3 separate regions of the Homo sapiens genome follow, and regions 1 and 2 are each linked to region 3. The links are chromatin loops, found by intact Hi-C in ENCODE. Cell type or tissue: heart left ventricle. All regions are shown on one strand.

Region 1 (8,000 bases), 86 kb after region 3:
TCCAAAGTCCATTATTAACGCATCAATGTAATAGAATGTCAAATGGTCAGCATTCTGCAGAGGACAATATCCAGACTAGTTCATTTAAGCAGAAAGGAATTTTTTTAAATAGAATATTAAATAGGTAATAGAATCATTAGGAGAGCTGGAAAAACAGTCTTCAGGCTGACTGTCCAGCAGTGACTCCCAAAATCCTACCACAGAGCTGAGCTTCAGAAGCTGTTGTTCCAGCATGCTCAGCAAGCTGCCTGTGAATGTTGGGAGAGCAGAGGGCAAGCATGGAGCCCTGGGTTAGGGAGTGATCAGAACTGAAGCCCAGGAGGGCTTCTGCAATGAATGACTGGGGGAACTTGGATAGAAAAGGAGGCCAAGGAAGCAGGGGTTTTCAAACAGCCAAAGTGGCCAGCATGGCCAGATACAGTAAGAGGGCCAGTTAAACATGGATTTTTTTTTTTTTTTTTGAGATGGAGTCTTGCTCTGTCAGCAGATTGGAATGCAGTGGGTGATCTTGGCACACTACAACCTCTGTCTCCCAGTTTTAAGCGATTCTCCTGCCTCAGCCTCCCGAGTACCTGGGACTACAGGCGCACGCCACCATGCCCAGCTGATTTTTGTATTTTTAGTAGAGATGGGGTCTCACCATGTTGGCCAAGATGGTCTCCATCTCCTGACCTCATCATCCGCCCGCCTTGGCCTCCCAAAGTGCTGGGATTACAGGCATGAGCCACCGTGCCCAACCAAGCATGGATTTTTTAAAAATAGTATTGTTGGTCTTGACACCTAGGAGACTTTTGCTAGGTCAGTTAGTGAGTTTTGCCAGCACTGTTTCAGGGGGATGGTGGGGAAAGCAGCTACATTGGGTGGGCGAAGACTAAATGGGAAGTGAGCAAACAGAAACAGCAAGCACGGCACAGCCAGGCCTTTCAGGGAGCCAAGTGGAGATGGGAAGGAAGCGGGGCTGTGGCTGGTGAGCCCTTAGAGCTCAGGGAATTTTTTTTATTTGTTGTTTTGTTTGTTTCTTAGGATGAGAGAAACTTGAGCATAGTAATAGCAGAGCCATTTGAAAGAGAAATGAGTCGATGTGTCAGTGTTCTAAAGGTCCTAGAAAGAAAGGGGGCAAGGACTAGAAGGAGGGGTTGGCCTGGAACACAGGAGGGACAGCTTCTCCCTGCTGGCTGTCAGAAGGAAGTGACAGTGGGTACAGGTAGGGTACCAGGAGGAGGTGGGTGGTGGAGCCCTAGTCATGGTCCTGATTTTCTCCCTGAAGCTGATGAGTCCCCCTGCTGAGACGGCAGGGCCTGGATCCTGAGCGTGAGGCTGGGGATGAGGTGCAGGTTTGGAGCAGCAACTGCTGCAGACAAGTGAAGGGATTGTCAGTCAAGGCCTTGGCCACCTAAATAAACTAGAACTTATGAGTTCAAGGTGGGCCAGCTGCCAACAGTGTGTGATGTAGTTCAGCAGCCTCGGGCCGGAGTGCAGAGGCAGGTCCTGGGGCTGCTCTGAGGACATGGACTTTCGGTTGAGGATGGTGTTGGGCTCGGAGCTCAAGTCTGCTGCTCGACGTGATGTGTCCCATCTGTGTGGCAGGTGCCTCAATCAGGAACCCTGAAGCTGTCCCACCTACAGGAGGGAACCTACACCTTCCAGCTGACCGTGACGGACACTGCCGGGCAGAGAAGCTCTGACAACGTGTCAGTGACAGTGCTTCGCGCAGCCTACTCCACAGGAGGTGAGAAGAAAGTCCTTCCCTCGCTTCCCACTGCTTGTGGAAGGCAATGTCGGGTTGGCGCTTTGTCCTCTGGCTCTGCGCTCCATGGGCTCTTCCATTTTATTTTTGGTTATTGCTGAATGAGAGAGTCTTTGCTAAAAACACAATAACAAAAGCAGGCTCTCTTCTGTTTTGGGCTTAGCCGATGCTACTGGGTTGGGGTGGAGGAAGCACTCCAGGGGATGAGAAGAGATGCTCCCGCTTCTCTTGACTCGACTTCATCAAAGACAATTGCTTGGCTATTCTGGGAGAGGACTTTGTTTACAGATGGATGGTCCATTTGCTGCATCTGTTCCAAGAGGGAAGCTAAGGAGTTTAGTGAAACCAGTTGAACTCGTGGAAGCAGAGAGTGGAATGGCGGTTACTGGAGGCTGTGCGGGGGACGGACTGGGAAAGGAGAGACGCTGGTCAAAGGGTACAAAGTGTCACTGAGACCGGAGGAACAGGTTCTGGTGATCTGTTGCACAGCATGGTGACTATAGTTAATGATAATGTATTGTCTGTTTCAAAATTGCTAAAACAGTAGGTTTTAAATGTTGTCATCACAAAAAGATTACAAGTAGGGGAGATGATAGATATGTCAGTTAGCTTGATGTAATCATTCCACAATGCAAACATATATCAAAACATCACATTGTGCCTCATAAATATATACTCTCCTCTTTTGTCAATTAAAAATACATATTAAAAAAACAAGGAAAAGGCATACCACAGGATTGAAGAAAGACTTGGCTCTTGGGTGTAATCAATTGCTGATATAATAAGTCACTTCAAAAATTTTAGAAAGAGAAAAAGAGTGCAGCTAAGGAGTACGGTTAAAATTAATTGAAATACGCAAAGGACCCATCAATTTGAAAGTGCTACCTACACATTTTCATAGACACTTTACGCAGATGCAGTTATATTAATAATATAACTTTAAATACATATGATGGTTCTCACATTCTGTTGTACAATGTAACAATGTAAAACTTATTTCATTCATCTATGTTTCTTACTTTTCTAAACATCTACATTTTTTTTTTGAGAGGGAGTTTTGCTCTTGTTGCCTAGGCTGGAGTGGGAGTGCAGTGGTGCAGTCTCGGCTCACTGCAGCCTCTGCCTCCTGGGTTCAAGTGATTCTCCTGCCTCAGCCTCCCAAGTAGCTGGGACTACAGGTGTGCACCACCACGCCCTGCTAATTTTGTATTTTTAGTAGAGACAGGGTTTCACCATGTTGGCCAACCTGGTCTCGAATTCCTGACCTCAGGTGATCCACCCGCCTCAGCCTCCCGAAGCACTTAGACTACAGGCGTGAACCACCGCGCCCAGCCCAACGTCTACATGTCTAAGAAAGATTAGGTCATCAAATTTTTTAAAATATCCATTGCATGGAACTTAGCGACACTAAAGATATTGTAGTATTGTAGAGGGAACCCCTCACCACACACACAATTCACTTCTGGAGAGGTGCTAAGGTCTTGTACATTTAAATATCCTGTTACTCGGTCATCGTGTATTTTCTTAGTGTATGCAGTGTGCAGGGTCCTTGCCAGGCACTGGGGATAGAGTGGTGCACTGGTGGTCCCTGACTCTGGTAAACTTGCAGTAAGTCTGTGACATTTTTGAATTCTCAGTATTCAATACTCAGGATCCAGATGGTAATTAAGCCAGCAGAGTGCAGAATGAGGATAAAAGAGTTGGAACAGGACTGTGATTTACTTGTACTATATTGGATCTAGCCTTCTATCAAAAACTGAGGTTAGTATGCATACTGGAAATGAAATTTTCTAAGGAGTTAGAGATTTTAGGATCCTAAGGACTTGTCAACTTTGATAATTTTCATAGGCGGCATTAAAAATTTGTTTGGCTGATGACAACCTGTCCAGCCAGGGGTTAAGCTTACTGTAAGGAAGCAGGGTAACCATTCACAGACAGGACAGGCACCAAACTCCAGCCCGTGCCAGCACTGTGAGGTCACCAGTGATAGCGAGTAAACAGTCTGTCCAGCTCAGCCCGGATTCCATCAGCCCTGCTAATTCATTGCAGCTGGACAGGAGAGCCAGCCAGCTACTCAAAACATTGTTGAGTCCCTTTGCTGGGCAGCTACTCAAAACATCATTGGTCCCTTGGCCACCAGGACCAGTGGAGACATGACATTGTCTCCAGCAGGGATGGCTCACTTCTGTAGATCTGGGCGCCCTCTAGAGGGCTTTCCCCCTGGGTACCGGGACTCACCTGGACAGGGTCTGAGTCAAGTGCTGACTCTGGGAGGAAGGGACTCTTGGGAAAAAGACACAGATACCCTGTCATCCCCACAGAAATCAGAAAAGGATTGCTCTTGTACAGCTGAAGTGCCTGGGAGGGAGGAAGGGCCTGCACTGATATGAGCAGATGGCCAGCACCTCACCGGCCACTTGTTTGTCCTGGTTTATTTCCTCAGGCAGCTTTCCGGGCTCCAGAGGTAAATTGCCAGCTGTAAATTTCTGGCCCTTCTCCAAGATGATAATAAACTGTATTTGAAGTAGCAGAGAGTGGTGTGTGAATCATTTTTGATTACTCAGTGGCCGCTTGAGTATAGGTCTTGTGTGGGTAACTTTATATGGAAAATAAAAAGGAATTGGTGAAGTACTAACTGCTGTCTAGAATCACTTAGTGGTTATATTGGAATAACATGCTATGAATTAAAGTTAATAAAACACCACAGAGAGACATTGGAAAATAGAGGTAGAAGAGACAAGTGTTTCCCTCCCCTGCATTGTATGTATTGGTCTTGCAATGAATGACCCAGATGTTATGGTAACCAAGGGTGACACTAGCTGAGGTAGACAGATGAGCAGGTACCCTGCTTATATGATCATAACTTGGTTCAATTTTTAATAAGTTGACATTTTGAACATTTTTCATGCTTAGAAAAATGATCAAACAGCAAGCCAGCAAGCTCTTCCAACATGATCTAACTCAGCAGTCTCCAAACAGGATGCCCCTGAGTTGTTCAAGACATTTTTAGGGTGAGAAAGAAGACAGCAGAGTTTATATTTTTGCTGATTTTTAATTTTTTTCCTTAAAATTTGAGTATATTTTATAAGATACACCCCATGTTAGTACAGTAGTATGCACGTATTATTTATAAATAAACCGGACTAGCCGGATGTGGTGGGACACGCCTGTAATCCCAGCTACTCAGGAGGCTGAGACATGAGAGTCAGTTGAGCCTGGGAGCTGGAGGCTGCAGTGAGCTGAGATTGTGCCACCGCACTCCAGCCTGGGCGACACAGCGAGACTCCGTCTCAAATAAATAGATAAATAAATAAACTGGAGATGCCTGTTCAACAATATATTATTGATCAGGATGCATGATCAAAAAAGTTTGGAGGCTGCTAATCCAAAAATAGATAGAAAATTTACAAATATGGATCCATCTCCAAAATCACCAAAGAATAAATAAAACCTTGAGATATCTGGGATTTTCATGCCATGAATTTAAGAAACCTGACGAGGAACTGTATCCTGCTTGATATCCAGCGTGTCCCCCACCTCCGCTCCCTGCTTCTTCCCAGTGGCCGGAGCTGACTCTCCTTCAGGCCCATGTTCTCAGTCATAACTGCAGGCTCTTTGCTTCCTCTTCTTCCGCAGGAGCTTCTATCACCATTTATTTTCTTTAACTTCTCTTCCTCCTGGATCAATATATCTTCAAATTGCCTCACACCAAGATAGACTCCTTTTCCAACCTCTTGATTTAACCACGTTTCAATAAAAGATGTGTCCAAGGCCGGGCGCAGTGGCTTACACCTGTAATCTCAGCACTTTGGGAGGCTGAGGCAGGAGGATTGCTTGAGTCCAGTAGTTCAAGACCAGCCTGGGCAACATAGTGACACCCTGTATCTACAAAAAAAAAAAAAACAAAAAAAAACCAAGTGTATGTCCAAGATTTCACTTGGGTTTGTGAACTGTGCTCAGCCATTTGGTTTTGAAGGAATATCATATAATCTGCCACTTCCCCATGTTCCTGAGAGAATTGTCTAGTCCACTCTGTCCCTGTAAAACCGTGGAGCTCCTGTGACCTGCTTCTAGCCTTGTGCCTTAGTCCATGTTGCCAGTACCAGATAGTCACCCGGTTCTCCTCTAGCTAAGTCTAATAAAGTTGGCTTAATCAAGGGAGAGGGAAAATGCATTTCAGGAAAATATTTGTAGCTCCTATGAATTGCACTGCAAATTAAAAGCTCCTAAGAACTCCAGAAGGGAGAAATGTCGTTATTTCTTTCTTTTTTTTTTTTTTTGAGACAGAGTCTCCCTCTGTCGCCCAGGCTGGAGTGCAGTGTCACAATCTTGGCTCACTGCAACCTCTGCCTCCCAGACTCAAGTGATTCTCCTGTCTCAGCCTCCCGAGTACCTGGGACTACAGGTGCATGCCACCAAGCCCGGCTAATTTTTTGTATTTTTAGTAGAGACGGGGTTTCACCGTGTTAGCCAGGATGGTCTCGATCTCCTGACCTTGTGATCCACCCGCCTTAGCTTCCCAAAGTGCTGGGATTACAGGTGTGAGCCACCACGCCTGGCCAATGTCATTATTTCATGAAACTAAATTCATGCCAGCCCATAACTAAATTTTGTTTATTCTCTACAGTACCAGGGACGTTATGATAATCAACAAATAGGATTCAATAGTAAAAACTTAATCTCAGTGAAAAGTATTACTTAGGAGACAAGAATGTAAGACATAGCATATGTAAAATAGTACCTCTGGGCCAGGCACGGTGGCTAACACCTGTAATCCCAGCACTTTGGGAGGCCGAGGCAGGTGGATCAGTTGAGGTCAGGAGTTCGAGACCAGCCTGGCCAACAAGGTGAAATCCCATCTCTACCAAAAAACACAAAAATTAACCGGGTGTGGTGGTGCATGTCTGTAGTCCCAGCTACTCCAGAGGCTGAGGCAAGAGAATCTCTTGAACCCGGGAGGCGGAGGTTGCAGTGAGCCAAGATTGTGCCACTGCACTTCAGCCTGGGCGACAGAGTGAGACCTTGTCTTAAGTAAGTAAATAAATAAATAAATGGTATCTCTGTTAAAACATAGCCAACTGCCATCCAGGGGATGGGATGGTATTAGGTGCCCTCCTGCAGAGCAATCGACAGCCAGAAGAAGAGGTTCCAACAATGGTTTCTATGAATGAATGAATGAAGAGGGAGACAGCTGAGGCGGGGAATCAAGGGTGGAGAGAGACCTGGGCTGTTGCTTCTGTGTGCCACCTCCTGGCAAGGCAAGCATGGAGAACAGCCCTCAGACCAAGAGCCCCTGAGGAGTCTGAAGAATTAAGTCGGGAGGCTCAAAAAGAGCCCTCCAACCTCTCCAGAACCTGTTGCTGGAATTGTTAGGTTTGCCTCATTATTTGCATCTCTTCCCCGAAGTGCATTTTATCATCCCCACGGACTCCCCTTTGTCATCCCCATCTTGAGAGTCTGAACTTCTGCACTCGTGTGACTTGAGATTTGTTTACAAATAGGATGTTTGCACACTTGCTCACGCTACCACTTCTTCTGTGACGATGGCTGCTGCATTGACATCACGCTCGCCTGCGATGGAGTGCAGCAGTGTCCTGATGGGTCTGATGAAGACTTCTGCCAGAATCGTGAGTTGGCTATGTCACATTGCTAGGCAGTGGCTGGAAGGGATGGAGTTGGGAGGTCTGTGTTCTGAGAATGAAATGCAAACACAGTGTCCTTCCCCTGCTTGATTTTAGTTATAACTTTACATGTAAAAGCTATGCCTTAAATGAGAATTCAATATGTCTCTAGTCTAAGTCTCAAATGTCAAATTTTTAGTATTGCTTATGTTTTTAATTTTTTTCAATTTTCCAGGTTCTTTCTATCCTAAAAATGCTGCATGTCATGTGCTTTCTTAAAAACTGCAGTGATTTGATGCTTTGTTTTGATAATTTTTTAAAGAAAATTTGCGATACACCAGGGTGTGGCTAAGTCAGAGCTGTAAATCAGTCTTATAATATCATACACATAGAAACACCCTGTAAGAAAGAAGAAAAACTGAAGAAAATGTAATGAAGTATGGATTTGAGGAAGGACGAAGAGTCTCAAAACCTTAAGTTTACGTTTAGTCTTTGTCCATTTCTTTTTTCTTTTCTTTCTTTTTTTTATGAGACCAGTTCTCACTCTGTCACCCAGGCTGGAGTGCAGTGGCATAATCATGGCTCACTGCAGCCTCGACTTCCCCAGCCTTAGGTGTTTCTCCCACCTCAGC
Region 2 (8,000 bases), 60 kb after region 3:
ACTGAATATAAGGAAAACATTCTAATGAATAGTAAGAGTTGCCCAAAGATGGAAGGAGCTTTGGTGTGTGAAGGTGAAACTAGCTCAATTTCCCCCGAGAACTGATGTTTGCCATTTTTTTCCTATTAAAGCTAGAAATGGACCCTGCTTTTCTTAATGCTTAAAACTTACATTTGTCTTATCTGAATTCCTTTTTCAGGAAACCCTCCGACTTCCAGATAATATCGAGGAAGTAAAACTCACATCACCACATCCAGATAACGAGACACCAGACTCCTCTCCTTACTCCTCCATAATTCCTGTTTTCCTAACCAACCATCTGCTTCCCGTTGACCAATTGTTCTTCCTTACCCCTCCTTAATTCCTGTTTTCCTGTGGGTAGCTACACTCCTTCCCCACTATATACACCCCAATTTAAGTTGGTCGAAGATCTGAGACTTATCTCCACTTATCTTTATTTGGCAGCACCAAAGAAAGCCTTCTTCCCCCAAAAATACTTGATCCAGTGATTGGCTTTCTGTGCTGCAAGCAACAGGACCTAAACTGAACCCCTGGTGTTTCAGTAACAAAATATTGCATTCCCTACCTGTGAATTGGGGGTAATACTAGCACATGCTGCGTAATTGTTGTTTTAAGTAAATAAGTGACTGTGCAGAACTCAGAACGGTTCCTGGTAGTCGTAGCACAGTACTTTTTATAAGCGTTTCTTAAATTTAAAATGAAAATTAATGAACATGTTCAAGCAGACATGGGGCATTGCCTGAGTCAACGCAGAAGACAACTTCTCAGGATTTTCCCCAGTTACTACCACGTCCTTCCTCTAAGAACGGCCTCTCTTTCCATCCTCAATGAGGAGAGGGAAGGCCATGTTTGTAGCCCTGTTTGTGCCTCATGGTCTCTGCACACTAACCTCAGTTTAGGGTGGACACAGGACCAAGCTAGACTCATCAGAGTCTCTCTCTTGGTACTGATGGTCACTGTTCTGAGTTTCTGTTCATTGCTGCAGGTGAGGTGAGATAGACTCAGGCTCTGTGCATGGAGGGCAGAAAACTCCAGACTCTGAGAGAAGCATGAATCAGATGTGCAGAGAGAAGTGGAGATCTCAGACTACTTGGTCCCAGAAGAGAGAAGCAGCAACTGGGAGACCAGCTGCTTGACTGCTGAGGGTTCTGCCATGTCTGGTCCAGGCCCTCCCAAGGCCTGGCTGCATTTCCTCCCTGCCTGTGAGTGCATGTGTGTAAACACGGTAGCTATTTTTTCTTTAAACCAATCTAAAATGAGTTTCTGTTGTTTGCAATCCACAGAGATTTAACTAGGATGAACCTAGATCACTGAGCTGCAAGGCAAGAACTCCATGAGAGGAATTCCAGGTAGAAGGCCAAGTAGGTGCTCAGGGGAGAGATTTGAGACCAGAAAGTGTCAGGCAACTCCTGTCTTCACTCCCTCCCTCTCTCAAGGCTATGTATGCACTGTTCTCTATTTCCTCTTTTCACGGTTCCATTTGTCCCCCTCTGCTGAACAGCTTCTCTCTGCTATCATCCCCTTCCATGTCCCCTGGAGCTCACCTGGCTTCCCAGCTACACTTCCCTCCCTGACTCAATTTGTTGAGTCAGTTTGTTGAGTTGATTTGCTGAGTCAGTTTGTTTCTCAATTCTGTTTTTACATTCCTTGGAGAGAGTATCTGATTGGCTGTGCTTGGGCCAGGCATTCATTATTGATTCCATCCCTAGTGAACAGGGGGTGTGGCCACCTGGGGGTTGGGGCTGCCCCTTCCAGGGACGTGAGCAGAGCAGATTCCATGAAAGGGGTATGGAGAAGGAAGAATCTTAGTGCAACAGCCACTCAGCTGGGATGTTGTAGAGGAGATTCAGGCTTCAAGTGGTTTCATGACTTCTAATCTTAGGAAAGGTCCTTCATTTCTGTTGTAATAACAACAACAACTAGCATTTATTGAACTTCTATAATGTGTCAGATGCCCTTCTAAGCACTTCACATGCACTGACTTAACTTATTCGATGCCTGTAAAAGTACTTAGATGGGCAGTAGAGGGGAGGGGAGGGCAACAAAAAACGATGTCACTAGGGTGTTGCTGTAGATTGGATGTTTGTAACCCCCCAAAATTCCTATGTTGAAACCTAATGTGATGATGTTTGCAGTGGAGAATTTGGAAGATGATTAGGGCATGAAGGTGGAGCCCTCATGAATGGGATTAGTGTTCTTATAAAAAAGATCCCAGGCCAGGCACGGTGCCTCATGCCTGAAATCATAGCACTTTGGGAGGCTGAGGCAGCCAGATCATAAGGTCATGAGTTCGAGACCAGCCTGACCAACATGGTGAAACCCAGTCTCTACTAAAAATACAAAAATTAGCCAGGCGTGGTGGTGTGCGCCTGTAATCCCAGCCACTCAGGAGGCTGAGGCAGAAGAATCGTTTGAACCCAGGAGGCAGAGGTTGCAGTAAGCAGAGATTGTGCCTCTGAACTCCAGCCTGGGCAACAGAGCGAGACTTTGTCTCAAAAAAGAAAAGAAAAGAAAAGAAAAAAATCCCAGAGAGCTCCCTAACTCCTCCCACAAGGTGAGGACTCAGTGAGAAGACTGCTGTCTATGAACCAGGAAGTGGGCCCTCACCAGATATCAGCGTCTGCCAGCACCATGATCTTGAACTTCTCAGCCACTAGAATTGTGAGGAATAAATTTCTGTTGTTTAGAAGCCTCCCAGTCTGTGGTATTCTGTTACAGCAGCCCAGCTAAGACACAGGTTATCTCATTCCAACATTCAACAAACTGACCTACGAAGTCCAATCTCAATTTGATCCACTCTTACTCTTAATGATCTATCTTATAAAACAGAAACACATCTTCCTGACATTTTCATCCTCACATAAAAATTCTTCTATCCATTGATAAGGTTTTGATGTTTAGGCTTTTAAAACAAAGATAGTTTATTTCTGAAAAAAACTGAAAAGAGAACTAGAAAAAGAAGATAAATCACAATGCACAGTGCAATGAAACTTCGTTTTTAAAAAATAGCCTTATTAACATATAATTGACTATACCCACTTAAAATACACAATTTGATGAACTTTGATCAATGTATTCACCAGTGAAACCATCACCACAATCAAGGTAATGAACACACCTATCACCTGCAAAAGTTTTCATGTGCTTCTCTGTAATCCCTTCCCTTCCTACTCAAACTCATGCCTCTTGTCACAAGGTTTCTCCACTCTGGCTGTTGGGAACGAACTATTGCCTGGCCAATGCAAGCTCAGAAGTTTTTCTGCCAGCTTTTTTCTAGTGGTTGCCTCTCTGTCTTGGGAAGTTTCCTCACATGCATGTACCTGGTCGAACTTCTGCTGAAGACTCAGAGGAACCCTGCACAGATCTCCAGAGCTCCCTCCTTCCGTTGCACTCTCTCCTCTCTGGTACTCTAGCCACCCTGGCCTCCCTGAATTCTCAGCTCTATTTTCCAACTCAGAGTCTCTTTTGGTTCGCCTGTCTGCATTGCGGCTTGGAAACCCTCTCCAGGCAGTAAGCTGGAGCAAGCAGCATGTTCACTTCCTTTGTCTCCCTTCTCTTGGGCCCTGCATTGCCTGTTGCCCAATGTCTGAAAACCATTGTTCCATACATTTTTTTCACAGATTTTTCATTTCAGGTCACAGAGTAAGTCCAGTCCTTGTTGCTCCCTCCTGGCTGAAGCAGATGTCAACACTTATTTTTAAAAAATAGAAAATCATTTACAACAAGCTCATTGCAAAAAAAAAATTCAACAAAGTCTTATAAATTATAAAAGTCAGTATTTCCCCTTCAGTACTTGCAACTCACAGCCCAGAAATAACCACTGCTCACGGTAAACACAACATTAAATAATTTCCACTTCTCCCAAAAAGACCTATTGTAAAGTTGCAGATGCAGGAAAATCTTTGATGGTGCTGGAGGGATTTAGAAATGAATGCCCCTGAGAAATGCTGTCCTCTCCCCTGTCCACTTCCCTACCACGGAACATGTGAGCTAGGGCTCACTCTATACTGACTTCTCTTTCACGGTCCCAAAGGCAGGAGTGAGGTGGTCAAAGTCTCTGTGAAGGCACATAAAATCATGTATGTGAAAGTGTTTGGCAAACTTTGAAATCATGTACAATTCTTAGTTAATATTATATATTATCATGTTATTTTTAATATTAATAACTTATATAACAACTAGTCCTTGGAGGGTTTGATGATACCCTCAGTCAGCATTTTCATCACTAGTGAAAGTTTCTCCTCATAACAATCCTGCTCAAGCTCTCCAAGGTCTATGGCAAAAAATAAAAATAAAAAATAAAAAGCATTATGTTGCTTCAAGGTCATCTTACAATGACTGCAGTTGTGTGGGATGAGTATGCCATATGAGGAAGAATCTCCAGGCCGAAGTGGTACAGTCCAGACACAGCCTTTAGAGCTAAGAGGCCATTTCTTTTAGCCTCAAAAATCACTCAAATATACCCCTGCAAAAACTTTATAATTTCTCCCTTTGATGGAATGGCAAGTAACATTGAGCTTTTTTCTTTCTTTTCTATTGCTACCTTTTAATTTTACCTCCTACTCTGATCTGGATCTGCAAGCAATGGGTTCCTAAATGTCAACTCTGGAGATAATAAACACATAGCAGAGACTGATATTTTCCCACCAATTATTTATTCTTTCAATCCTAAAAAATACAGACACTTAACAGTGTTCTATTTACAATGTGCGCATCCAGGCAAAAATTTCCGGACAGGCTAAAAAGCAAGAAAATGCGATCCACAATCAGGAGAAAAATGAATCAACAGAAACTGATTCAGAAACAAACAAGATGCAGATGCTGCTCACAGAAGTCTAGAACGCCAAGGTGAAGCCCCCACTGGGTTGGACATTTTCTTATTCCTTATGTCATTTAAAGCACAACTCCCGAGATTTTACGTGATATAACCGCTAGAGGCCTCTCTGTCACAGGCTGTATTACTCCCAGGTCCCCATGTTGGCTGTGTTCAGATTTTTTGTTATATTTGTGGAAATCTGAGTGCATGTGACGACTGCTATTTATGGGTTTTGTTTTTATTTTTAAAGACAGGGTCTTGTTCTGTCCCCCAGGCTGGAGTACAGTGGTGTGATCACAGCTCATTGCAGTCTCGAACTCCTGGGTCCAAGCCATCCTCCCAACTCAGCCTCAGGACTTACAGGCGAGTACCACCTCACCAGGCTTGATTTTTGTGTTTTTAAACAGACTGAACATCTTTCAGTACTTCCCATCCCCACCCCTCCCGGCCCTGACTCCGCCACCCCAACCCCGCCCCACTTTGTACTACCCAAGCACATCTTGGGAACATGATGCGGAAAGTCAGGGACGCTGGAGGTGAAGGACTGATGACGCGCTACGGTGGTCCTAGGTGCGCGTGCCCCCTCTCTGGAGTAGTCCCGGGGGTCACGAGGATTTGAAGACAGGCCCTCCCTTCCCACTGCCCCCATTCCCCCGAATGCCAAGCCCCTGTGGGCAGGCGCCCTGGGCAGGTGTGGTTGGTTGCTAAAGCCTGCTGGGCCCAGACATGAACCCTGCCCTAGCTGGGCAGCGGCGCGGGAGCAAAGTTGTTCTGAGGCTGCCCTCCCCGGGGCCTGCTCTCCCAGCCCTGGAGGAGCCGGCGCGAGACGCGCGGGGGCGGGGCCGCGCGGGGGGGCGGGGCTCACCAAGGCTCCACCCCGCCGCGGCCACTGTTCGCACACACCTGGTGCTGATCAACGCCGAGGCCGACTCGTCGCCACCCAGCGCGCCGCAGGCCGGGGCGGAGAGGCGCAGGGCGCTGGGCAGTCTCCGGCGAGGGCAAGGAGCGGTGCCCGGCTGGGCCGGCTATGTCTCCCGCTACTGCGGTTCCCGCCGGCGCCCGCGACCTCGGGGGAGCAGCCGGGTTCGGGGGCGCCGCGCTGTGAGGCCGGGGCCTAGAGCCAGCCGCGGCCGCGCAGGAGGGGCCCAGGGCCCGCGCTCGCCCGCGTCCCCGCCTTCCTCCCGCGCTCAGCCCCGCCTCGGCTCGCTGCCCTTGGCTCTCGTCGCCATGGCCTCCGTCGCCCAGGAGAGCGCGGGCTCGCAGCGCCGGCTACCGCCGCGTCACGGGGCGCTGCGCGGGCTGCTACTGCTCTGCCTGTGGCTGCCAAGCGGCCGTGCGGCCTTGCCGCCCGCGGCGCCGCTGTCCGAACTGCACGCGCAGCTGTCGGGCGTGGAGCAGCTGCTGGAGGAGTTCCGCCGGCAACTGCAGCAGGAGCGGCCTCAGGAGGAGCTGGAGCTGGAGCTGCGCGCGGGCGGCGGCCCCCAGGAGGACTGCCCGGGCCCGGGCAGCGGCGGCTACAGCGCAATGCCTGACGCCATCATCCGCACCAAGGACTCCCTGGCGGCGGGTGCCAGCTTCCTGCGGGCGCCGGCGGCCGTGCGGGGCTGGCGGCAATGCGTGGCGGCCTGCTGCTCCGAGCCGCGCTGCTCCGTGGCCGTGGTGGAGCTGCCCCGGCGCCCCGCGCCCCCGGCAGCCGTGCTCGGCTGCTACCTCTTCAACTGCACGGCGCGCGGCCGCAACGTCTGCAAGTTCGCGCTGCACAGCGGCTACAGCAGCTACAGCCTCAGCCGCGCGCCGGACGGCGCCGCCCTGGCCACCGCGCGCGCCTCGCCCCGGCAGGGTAAGCGCGCGACTGAGGGGCCGGCCTTGGCCAGAGCGCTCGAGACCCGCAGCGCCCTCGCCAAGTTGGAAGCGAAACACACTCGTGCCAAGTTATTTTAGCCGCGGGCACCCAGAAGAGTTTCTGGCATGGGTTTCTCTGTCTTAGGGAAGAGGAAGCCCAGTAGTTTGGCAGAAGCGGGCGGGCGGGCGCGGTGACGTGCTACTGGAATTTTTCTAGGCTTGAAGAGAAAGGCTGATCTGAGAGGATTCGTGGAAATATGACTTAAAAGGGGAGAAATGCTGAGAGAAAAAAGTTTGTTTTAGTCTCATGGGTTGTATAAGGCATGGTTTGTGTTAAGTAATTGCAAGAGCAAAATCTAATTAGATGCCGGGCTTCTCGTAACACCCACTCCTTTTTCTTGACGTGGCTCTCCTGACTTTGCCTGCGGTGGCTTTCATCATACAAAAATGGGAGGAAAACTTCTGGTCCCTTTTATAAAAAGTGAAAAGAGGGGACTTGATTTTCGTTGAAAATAAGAAACTTTAAGGCCGGGCGTGGTGGCTTATGCCTGTAATCCCAGCACTTTGGGAGGCCGAGGAGGGCGGATCACCTGAGGTCAGGAGTTTGAGACCTGCCTGACCAATGTGATGAAACCCCATCTCTACTAAAAATACAAAAATTAGCCAGAGCTGGTGGCATGCGCCTGTAATCCCAGCTATTCGGGAGGCTGAGGCAGGAGAATCGCTTGAACCTAGGAGGCGGAGGTTGCAGTGAGCCGAGATCGCGCCATTGCACTCCAGCCTGGGCAACAAGAGCGAAACTCCATCTTAAAAAAAAAAAAAAAAAAAGGAAAAGAAAATAGGAAACTTTAAAGCGTGTTTCTTAAGGACTAAAAATGATGCTGATTCGACGGTTTGACTTTTTGTAGATGCTCTGAATGAGAGAATCAGGACACATACAGGAGGCACAAAAATGGTAGTGGTTGGACATGAATGTCACGGAGGGAATAAGAGACCTTGATTGTGCCCACGTGTGGTCAGGCTCCGTGTGTTTAATCATGCCCTGTTGCTGTTTGATTTATAATAGCACGAATGATATCAGCAAGATGGGGGCGGAGCTCAGCCCCTTTGGAAGTGTGGATTCTCCAAAACCTGTGGATCCATTGAAAGAGTCTGGAAATCTGTGTCCATCACATCCTGCCTCCCTCCCCACCTCTACCTTAGATGAGGCTCAGAATCCTTGTCAGGGGAGCAGATATCAAAGGGTCACCCTGCGACTGCTTGGCCTTGAGGCAAACACTGGGAAGGACTCCATAGCTTTCCTTCTGAAGTGGAGGCAGGC
Region 3 (8,000 bases):
GGGCTCTTTTTAAATTCCCAATAATTTTTAGGTTAGATTTTTCTGTGAAAAATGACATTGGTATTTTGATAGGGATAGCGTTGGATCTATAAATTGCTTTTGGAAGTATTGCCATTTTGCCTATATCGATTCTCCCAACCCATGAGCATGAAATATTTTTTCCACTTATTTGTGTTGTCTCTGATTTTTTTTCAGCCACGTTTTGTAGTTTTCTTGGAAAGATCTTTCATCTCTTTGGTTAGATTAACTATTAGGCATTTACTTTTCTTTGTTGGTTTTGTAAATGCGATTGTGTTCTTGCTTTCATTCTCAGCTAGAATATTATTGGTGTATAAGAATGCTCTTGATTGTGTACATTGATTTTGTATCCTGAAACTTTACTGAATTGATATGTCAGTTCCAGGAGCCTTCCGACAGGGTCTTTAGGGTTTACTATGTATGGAATCACATCACTGGCAAAGAGACATGTTTGACTTTTTCTTTTCCTATTTGAACGCCTTTTCTTTCCTTCACTTGCCAATGGCTCTGGTTAGGATTTTTCTGTCCTGAGTACACTCTGGTCTCAATCAAATGGGCTGAAGACAGCAATTTCCTGTCCTGTGATCAACAAGTTTATTAAAAGATTCTATGCTGATGGAGCTCTATACCTGTTGTAAGCCAAAATTTCTCCTCTTTGGAAAAACTCTGTGGGCACCCAGGTGACTACACATATTTCCAAATTCTGCCCAGCCTGGAGGTCTCCAACCACGGTACCGCCACCTTCAGGCCTCTGGGGGCTACAGCATCCACTGCAGCTCCCCTTCTGCACCTGGGGTTTTCTTCTGAGCCCATTCACTCCCACAACTCTCATTCATTCAGCCGTTCCCTCAGCCTCCAACCACCACTTAAATTATGTCAGGCTCACCTAGTGCTACACAGAAGAATCATCCTCTGTGGGTCTGAAAAAGACTCTGGATTCCTGGTAAGTGGGTCCTGGGTCCCCCTGGTTGCTGGAGAAAGTGGTGAGGACCCTTCATGGATGGAGAGGTGAGTGAGGTTTGTGTGGGTAAAAGTGCCAGGCTGAGATGGGGAACTAAAGGATGTGACTTGGGTGGTGGCAGTGAATGGTGAGGAGAGGGGTGAAAAATGTCTGGTGAGCCCCTGGGTGCAGGTGAGTGTCTGCAGCAAAGTGCAGGGGAAAGATCAAGGGCAGAGAACCCTGGGGGTGCTGGAGGGCTTGTGTGGTAGAGAGTGTGTGGGAGCAGACTGTGTGGTTGTTGGCGGAAAGTTGACAAGCAACTTCAGCAAAGTCTCAGGATACAAAATAAACATGCAAAAATCACAAGCATTCCTTTACACCAATAATAGACAAACAGAGAGCCAAATCATGAGTGAACTCCCATTCACAATTGCTACAAACAGAATAAAATACCTAGGAATCCAACTTACAAGGGATGTGAAGGACCTCTTCAAGGAGAACTATGAACCACTGCTCAACTAAATAAAAGAGGACACAAACAAATGGAAGAACATTCCATACTCATAGATAGGAAATTGTGAAAATGGCCATACTCCCCAAGGTAATTTATAGATTCAATGCTATCCCCATCAAGCTACCACTGACTTTCTTCACAGAATTGGAAAAACTACTTTAAACTTCATATGGAACCAAAAGAAAGCCTGCAGAGCCAAGACAATCCTAAGCCAAAAGAACAAAGCTGGAGGCATCACTCTACCTGACTTCAAACTATACTACAAGGCTACAGTAACCAAACAGCATGGTACTGGTACCAAAACAGATATATAGACCAATGGAACAGAACAGGGGCCTCAGAAATAACACTACACAACTACAACCATCTGGTCTTTGATCTGACAAAAACAAGCAATGGGGAAAGGATTCCCTATTTAATAAATGGTGCTGAGAAAACTGGCTGGTCATAGGTAGAAAGCTGAAACTGGATCCCTTCCTTATACCTTATACAAAAATTAACTCAAGATGGATTAAAGACTTAAATGTTAGACCTAACACCATAAAAACCCTAGAAGAAAACCTAGGCAATACCATTCAGGACATAGGCATGGGCAAAGACTTCATGACTAAAACACTAAAAGCAATGGCAGTAAAAGGCAAAGTACACAAATGGGATCTGATTAAACTGAAGAGCTTCTGCACAGCAAAAGAAACTATCATCAGAGTGAACAGGCAACCTACAGAATAGGAGAAAATCTTTGCAATCTACCCATCTGACAAAGGGCTAACATCCAGAATCTACAGAGAACTTAAACAAATTTACAAGAAAAAAAAAACAACCCCATCAAAAAGTGGGCAAAGGATATGAACAGACACTTCTCAAAAGAAGACATTTATGCCGCCAACAGACATACGAAAAAATGGTCATCATCACTGGCCATCAGAGAAATGCATATGAAAACCGCAATGAGATACCATCTCACACCAGTTAGAATGGTAATCATTAAAAAGTCAGGAAACAACAGATGCTGGAGAGGATGTGGAGAAAGAGGAACGCTTTCACACTGTTGGTGGGAGTGTAAATTAGTTAAACCATTGTGGAAGACAGTGTGGTGATTCCTCAAGGATCTAGAATTAGAAATACCATTTGACCCAGCAATCCCATTACTGGGTATATACCCAAAGGATTATAAATCATGCTACTGTAAAGACACATGCACATATATGTTTATTGTGGCACTATTCACAATAGCAAAGAGTTGTCCATCAATGATAGACTGGATTAAGAAAATGTGGCACATATACAACACAGACTACTATGCAGCCATAAAAAAGGATGAGTTCATGTCCTTTGCAGGGACATGGATTAAGCTGGAAACGATCATTCTAAGCAAACTATCACAAGGACAGAAAACCAAACACCACATGTTCTCACTCATAGGTGGGAGTTGAACAATGAGAACACATGGACACAGGGCGGGGAACATCACACACTGGGCCCTATTGGGAGGTGAGGGGCTGGGGGAGGGATAGCATTAGGAGAAATACCTAATGTAAATGACGAGTTGATGGGTGCAGCAACCGAACATGGCACAAGTATACCTACGTAACAAACCTGCACGTTGTGCACATGTACCCTAGAACTTAAAGTATAATTTTTAAAAATTATTTAAAAATTAAAAAATAAATAAATAAATAAATTTTAAAAAATAAAATAAAAATCATATATCAGGTAAGGGACTGGTATTCTGAATATATAATATTGCAACAAAATATAATTGCAATTATATATTATATATAATATATAATGTTGCAACTCAACATTATAAAGTGAAATAACCCAATTTAAATATATGCAAGGAATTTGAATAGACATTTCTCCAAAGTAAGACAGGTATACTACACGGTGGTCTCAAAAGAATAGAAAATTTTGGGCAGCAGTTTCAGGTGACTAGCAAAAGGAATCTGTTGAAATATGTGCAGAGGCTCTGGGCTGATAAGATGCTGAAAAACAGCATGTGGACCAAGCTGGCTAAGAATGACTGGACCCAACAAGGCCCTGCATTTGACCTAGGTTTCACCTAGGACCTCATTACATGCTGATTAACATACTAAACACACACCAGCCAGCTCCTGAGCAGTTCTGAGAACACTTATATTTAGTGTAAAAATGCGGGGCACCACAGTTCTGAGAAATCTCTACCTTCTTCCAGGAATTTTCATGAATATTCCACTCCTTGGTTAAAGAAACCCAGAAAGGTGGCAGCCCCAAACTTGCACCTGCTTCTCTCTCGAGTTCCCCTGCACTCCCTTTACTTGACTGTGTACTTTGCCTTTTACAATAAATCTCCGTCCTTTCTCTATTTCCTACTGGTCCTTGAATTAATTTCCCCGGCAATATCAAGAATCTGGACACTGGCTGGAGTCGAGGTCCCACCGGCGTTTGGGGACCTCCCCTTGCCCGCTGGCATCAGAAGAAGAATGCAAATCGCAGTGAGCCCAGGAAAAGGTGTTCAGTGTTCACAGCCCTCAGGGAAATGCCAATCGCACCCACAAGGGGACGCCTCACCCCGCTGAAATGGCTGATCCCAAACACAGTGAGGGTGGAGGGGGTGGGGCCTGTGTTCCTTACTGGGCAGAGAGCAGGAGACGGAGAGTCGGTGGAGTGTGGGGGCTGTGCGCGTGTCCCCCTCTCCCCATTTTCGTGGTGGGGGTTTCTCATTGTTCTCCGGCCCTGTTTCCTTCCTCTCCCTTTCTGCCGCCCTCCCTCCAATCCTTCTTTTCCACCCATCCCAAGGTTTTCTCCGCCTCACGACGTCCATGCTAGGGCCTCCCAGACCAGCGGAGAAACCAGCAGCCCTGGACCGCAAGCGGCGGGGTCAGGGAGGCGACAACGGGAAGCCCCTGCCGGACCCTGGACACTCAGGACCTAGTGCTGCCCGGGCGCCCTCCCGCAGCAGCCCCAGGGCGAGGAGGATGGGGGGGGTCCTCGCAGGGGCCACACTGTCGGAGCCCCACGGATCCGGGCGGGACGGTGAGGCCTCCACACTGAGCCGGTGGCAAAGTCCCCGCGAGGATGAAGGAGGAACCCCGTGCTCCTCACCCCACCAGGCCCCGCATTTCCTGGCTCCTCCTGTCTCAGGAACCGCCTGTCCCTTGCCGCGACCGGCGAGTCCTTCCGGGTCTTCCTGAAACAGTTTCGTCCCGAGGCTCTGGATCTGGAAGCCCAGGGGCATCGTCCGGGAGCGGGGCACCCACTGTGGGTCTCCGCCAGCCAGCACTCAGGCCCGGAGCTCGGGGACAGCGGGCGCCCTGGGAGGAGCACACAGAACCATATCAAGGCTTAGGTCCTGTCGAGCTCTAGAGGGTTTAGCAAATTCAGGTCTGTTTCAGACTGTGTCTCTGGTCATAAGGAACCCCCACGGTGCGTGGTGTGCAGACAGCAGGAGCTCAGGCATGTGCGGTCCTCACATTTGAGTGGGGCAGCAGATTGGTGGCTCCAGATGCTGTGTGTCAAGGAGAAGGAGATTCCATCCACTGGAGAAGAGCAGAGGAACTGGGTGTAACCCCAGGAAGGAGAGGCTGCCAAGGACTGTGTCGACCCAGAGGACAATGCTGGAGTTAATTCCCAGGGAAGGTGCCTGGGTCACAGCCTTTAAGGCAGACGCTGACTGAAAAGACTGTATACAAGTAGGAGGTCAGGTCTCTGGGAACCCTCAGAATACGGCTCAGTCCTGGGGCAATGCCCCTGCCATCCGGCCTCCTGCACACTCCAGATTCTGGCCCTGCCTGGAGCAGAGCTGACTCGGAGACAGGGGTACTGAGCTGCTCCTGGAGTTCCAAGGTCACTGCTGAGCTGGACCAGGAGTGGATGGGGCGGGGCAGGGACAGTCTCATTCAGAGCTTTGGGTACAGCCCTAGGGTGAGAAGAGGCTGAGAGAGAAGGGGAAAAGAGGATATTGCCTGAGTGGCTGGGGGCAGAATGGGACCCAGGGGCTCTGTCCAGTCCTCACCCTAAGCTAAGCCCTTCACAGCTGCCAGGAACCACTGGGACCCTCACCTGTCTCTGGCTTCTGCCACCACTTCCAGATGCCCTCATGATAATTAAGACAAGGATACAATTGGGGTTTCCTTTTGAGGATGGCCGCAGGGACCGTCCAGGGACTGAGCAGAGGTGTGGGTGCAGCCATGGATCCAGGCATCAATGGTTGGCCACAGATGGGTGTACTGCAAAGTGAGCTCCACGCACGCACAGACCCCTCCCTTGCCTCCTGCTCCCATGGGAAACACAATTGATCACATTCCAATTGAGCAACAGTAGGCCACTAGGGCTTTTTTCCCTCAAAAGCTGTACACAGATCTAGTATAGTCTCAAAGACCTCATGCTTCTAGTAGAGAAGCAAAGAAATGTGTGAGCATTTGTCACACAGGGAGATCCGGATACGCTCCATCACTGTGGATCCAGGCCTCAGGGAGCAGGAGGGTGTTCCTTCATGTGGGAAGATGAGGGACACACATGGGAGGGGGTATTTGTGCGCGGCTTGGAAGGATGGCTGGTCCTTGCCCAGGGGGAACAGGCCCAAAGCAAGCGCTGGCAGTTAGTAGCTATGGGGAGCTTTCATTTGAACCTGCTCTGCTGAGTCCCCTGGGCCATCCCCACACCTGGTGGGGCACTGTTCTAAGGGGAGCTCAGGGTCAATCTCTCTGATGTGCTTTCTAAATCAGCAAGGTGCCTCACAGGTTGTGATTTTAGAGACAAGGTTTTCAATGCTTTGCATTAAAATGCAAAGATTTTAATGAGCAGAGTCTTTTTGCCAATCCGAATTGGGCAGATCCCAGCAAGACACATATTTTTAAGATAATTTTTAAAGCTGTTTAATTTTGGTAAAAAAGTAGAACATAAAATTTACTATCTTAACCAATTGTTTAGTGTACAATATCTTCTTTGAAGCTTCTGAAGACCTGGTGCTTCTGTAATAAAATCTAGCCCCGGGCCAGGCGTGGTGGCTCACCCTTGTGATCTCAGCACTTTGAGAGGCCGTGTCGGGCCGATCACTTGAGCCCAGGAGTCCAAAGCCAGCCTGGGCAACATGGTGAAACCCCGTCCCCACTGAAATACAAAACTTAACCGGGCTTGGTGGCGCGCACCTGTGGTCCCAGCTACTTGGGAGGCTGAAGCAGGAGAATCGTTTGAATTCGCGAGGCAGAGGTTGCAGCGAACCCAGATCGCGCCGCTGCACTCCAGCCTGGGCGGCAGAGCGAGACTCTGTCACGAAGAAAAAAAAGAAAAGAAAGAAAAACCAACCAACCAAACAAACAAACCTAGCCCAGGCTATAACCACGTCCACTCGGGATTTGGGATGAGGCCGCGGGGATGGGACTGGGCTTGGATCTGCGCACAGGACGGTGGGTTGGGAGCACTCTGCAACGCAGGGAGAGGGAAGGCGGGTGTCGCAGGTACAGGCGAGGACAGGGAGACCCTGTCGCGGCTGAACACTTCTGTGCATTTTCTTCACCTTTCTGTGCATCGGTATCCACATTGGATTAATACAAAATGAAAAAATTGCGGTGATGATTACATGAGGGGGTCATGGAAAGAAGCCTTTGGCAGGACTGGTCCCGGGCAGGCAGCCAGCAAAGTCTGACTGGCTGAAGCAGGGGGAAGTGCGCGAGCGCTGCAGTAGAAAGTGGGGTAGACTTGGATGAGCAACTTGGCTGAGAGACACCTGATTGGCTAGCGGCTCAGCAAAGGGGGTGTGTTTCCTCCGAGGGGCGGGGCAGAAGGAGTGCTAGAGTTTAGGGCTTACTGGAGTTTAGGGCTGCATTCAGACGGGCTGCATTCAGACAGCCTGCGAGCCGCCAGGTGATCCACGGGCTGGGCTTCGCTTCTGCTGTCCCCTGCGATCCAACTCCCCAATGGCAGCGGCCGCCAGCCCCGCGTTCCTTCTACGCCTCCCGCTTCTGCTCCTGCTGTCCAGCTGGTGCAGGACCGGGCTGGCCGGTGAGTTCGGGGATGGAGCCTAAGCGGGGCGGAGGCCAACCGTGGGGGGCTGTGGACTGTGGGCTTCAGAGGAGGGGAGGCTTCTGGAAGGACCCGTGCGATCACCCCGGACTGCGCCCCCGCTCAGTTTCCCTCCGCGTCTCCTTCCCGCCGGGTCCGTTCCCAGAGGCTACTTATCCTCCGAGGGGAGGAGCTGGTCAGAGAGGAGGCTGGAAAGGAACCCCCGGAGAGTGGAGGGGCCAGAGGGCTGCAGAGGGCGACGTGGAGCGGGGATCCCTAGTGCAGCCCGGCAGTCCCACCCGCCCTCGGGAAGGAGAAACCAGAGCCCCCAGAATCCGAGCTGGGGTCAGGACAGGGGTGAAGTGGGGTTGCACAGGGACACAATCACAGACACTCCCACCAGCCACCAGCCTGCTCTGTTCTCACCCGCTCTCAACCACACAAACCTTCCAGCACCCCCAGGGCTGCGTGCCCTTGAATTTTTCCCTGCACTTTCCTGTAGACACTCACCTGCACCCAGCGGCTCAGCAGACACTTCCCACCCTC

The links. Peaks named below come from ENCODE experiments on the same cell type or tissue, not always from the same donor. Only the 100,000 strongest peaks of a DNase experiment are listed, where the experiment ranks them.
Region 1: it touches region 3 in a loop (6-fold over the local background); 109 of 110 quality-filtered maps call a loop at or near these places.
Region 2: a loop joins it to region 3, with 2.8 times the contacts of the local background. A loop is called at or near these places in 32 of 110 quality-filtered maps.

What each region holds. Positions count from the first base shown.
Region 1 is chr6:149,836,712-149,844,711 of GRCh38, reverse strand. LRP11 (LDL receptor related protein 11) reads left to right here. Exons shown (of 7, transcript NM_032832.6): 3 at 1,588-1,729; 4 at 7,249-7,374. RAET1E-LRP11 (RAET1E-LRP11 readthrough) reads left to right here. Exons shown (of 15, transcript NR_182438.1): 11 at 1,588-1,729; 12 at 7,249-7,374. Among named protein-coding and RNA genes, the nearest start is that of RAET1E-AS1, 23 kb to the left of the region's middle. In heart left ventricle, a CTCF peak has its summit at 3,951 (motif pointing left); a DNase peak (open chromatin) is centred at 3,741; H3K27ac peaks cover 483 bases.
Region 2 is chr6:149,862,085-149,870,084 of GRCh38, reverse strand. It overlaps LRP11 (LDL receptor related protein 11), which reads left to right and starts at 5,726. Exons shown (of 7, transcript NM_032832.6): 1 at 5,726-6,677. The coding sequence starts at 6,065. It overlaps RAET1E-LRP11 (RAET1E-LRP11 readthrough), which reads left to right. Exons shown (of 15, transcript NR_182438.1): 6 at 200-1,223; 7 at 1,305-1,382; 8 at 4,741-4,869; 9 at 5,088-5,200. It overlaps RAET1E-AS1 (RAET1E antisense RNA 1), which reads right to left and starts at 6,587. Exons shown (of 2, transcript NR_045126.1): 1 at 5,703-6,587. RefSeq lists an enhancer at 5,415-5,915 and silencers at 5,572-6,021, 6,092-6,151, 6,292-6,401, 6,572-6,721. In heart left ventricle, a CTCF peak has its summit at 4,943; DNase peaks (open chromatin) are centred at 5,704, 6,144 and 6,704; H3K4me3 peaks cover 2,982 bases; H3K27ac peaks cover 2,343 bases.
Region 3 is chr6:149,922,380-149,930,379 of GRCh38, reverse strand. It overlaps RAET1G (retinoic acid early transcript 1G), which reads left to right and starts at 7,259. Exons shown (of 5, transcript NM_001001788.4): 1 at 7,259-7,454. The coding sequence starts at 7,370. RefSeq lists a silencer at 3,983-4,062 and enhancers at 3,993-4,527, 4,528-5,063. In heart left ventricle, CTCF peaks have their summits at 770 (motif pointing left) and 3,997 (motif pointing right); DNase peaks (open chromatin) are centred at 4,039, 4,589 and 7,139; H3K4me3 peaks cover 2,982 bases; H3K27ac peaks cover 682 bases; H3K27me3 peaks cover 1,863 bases.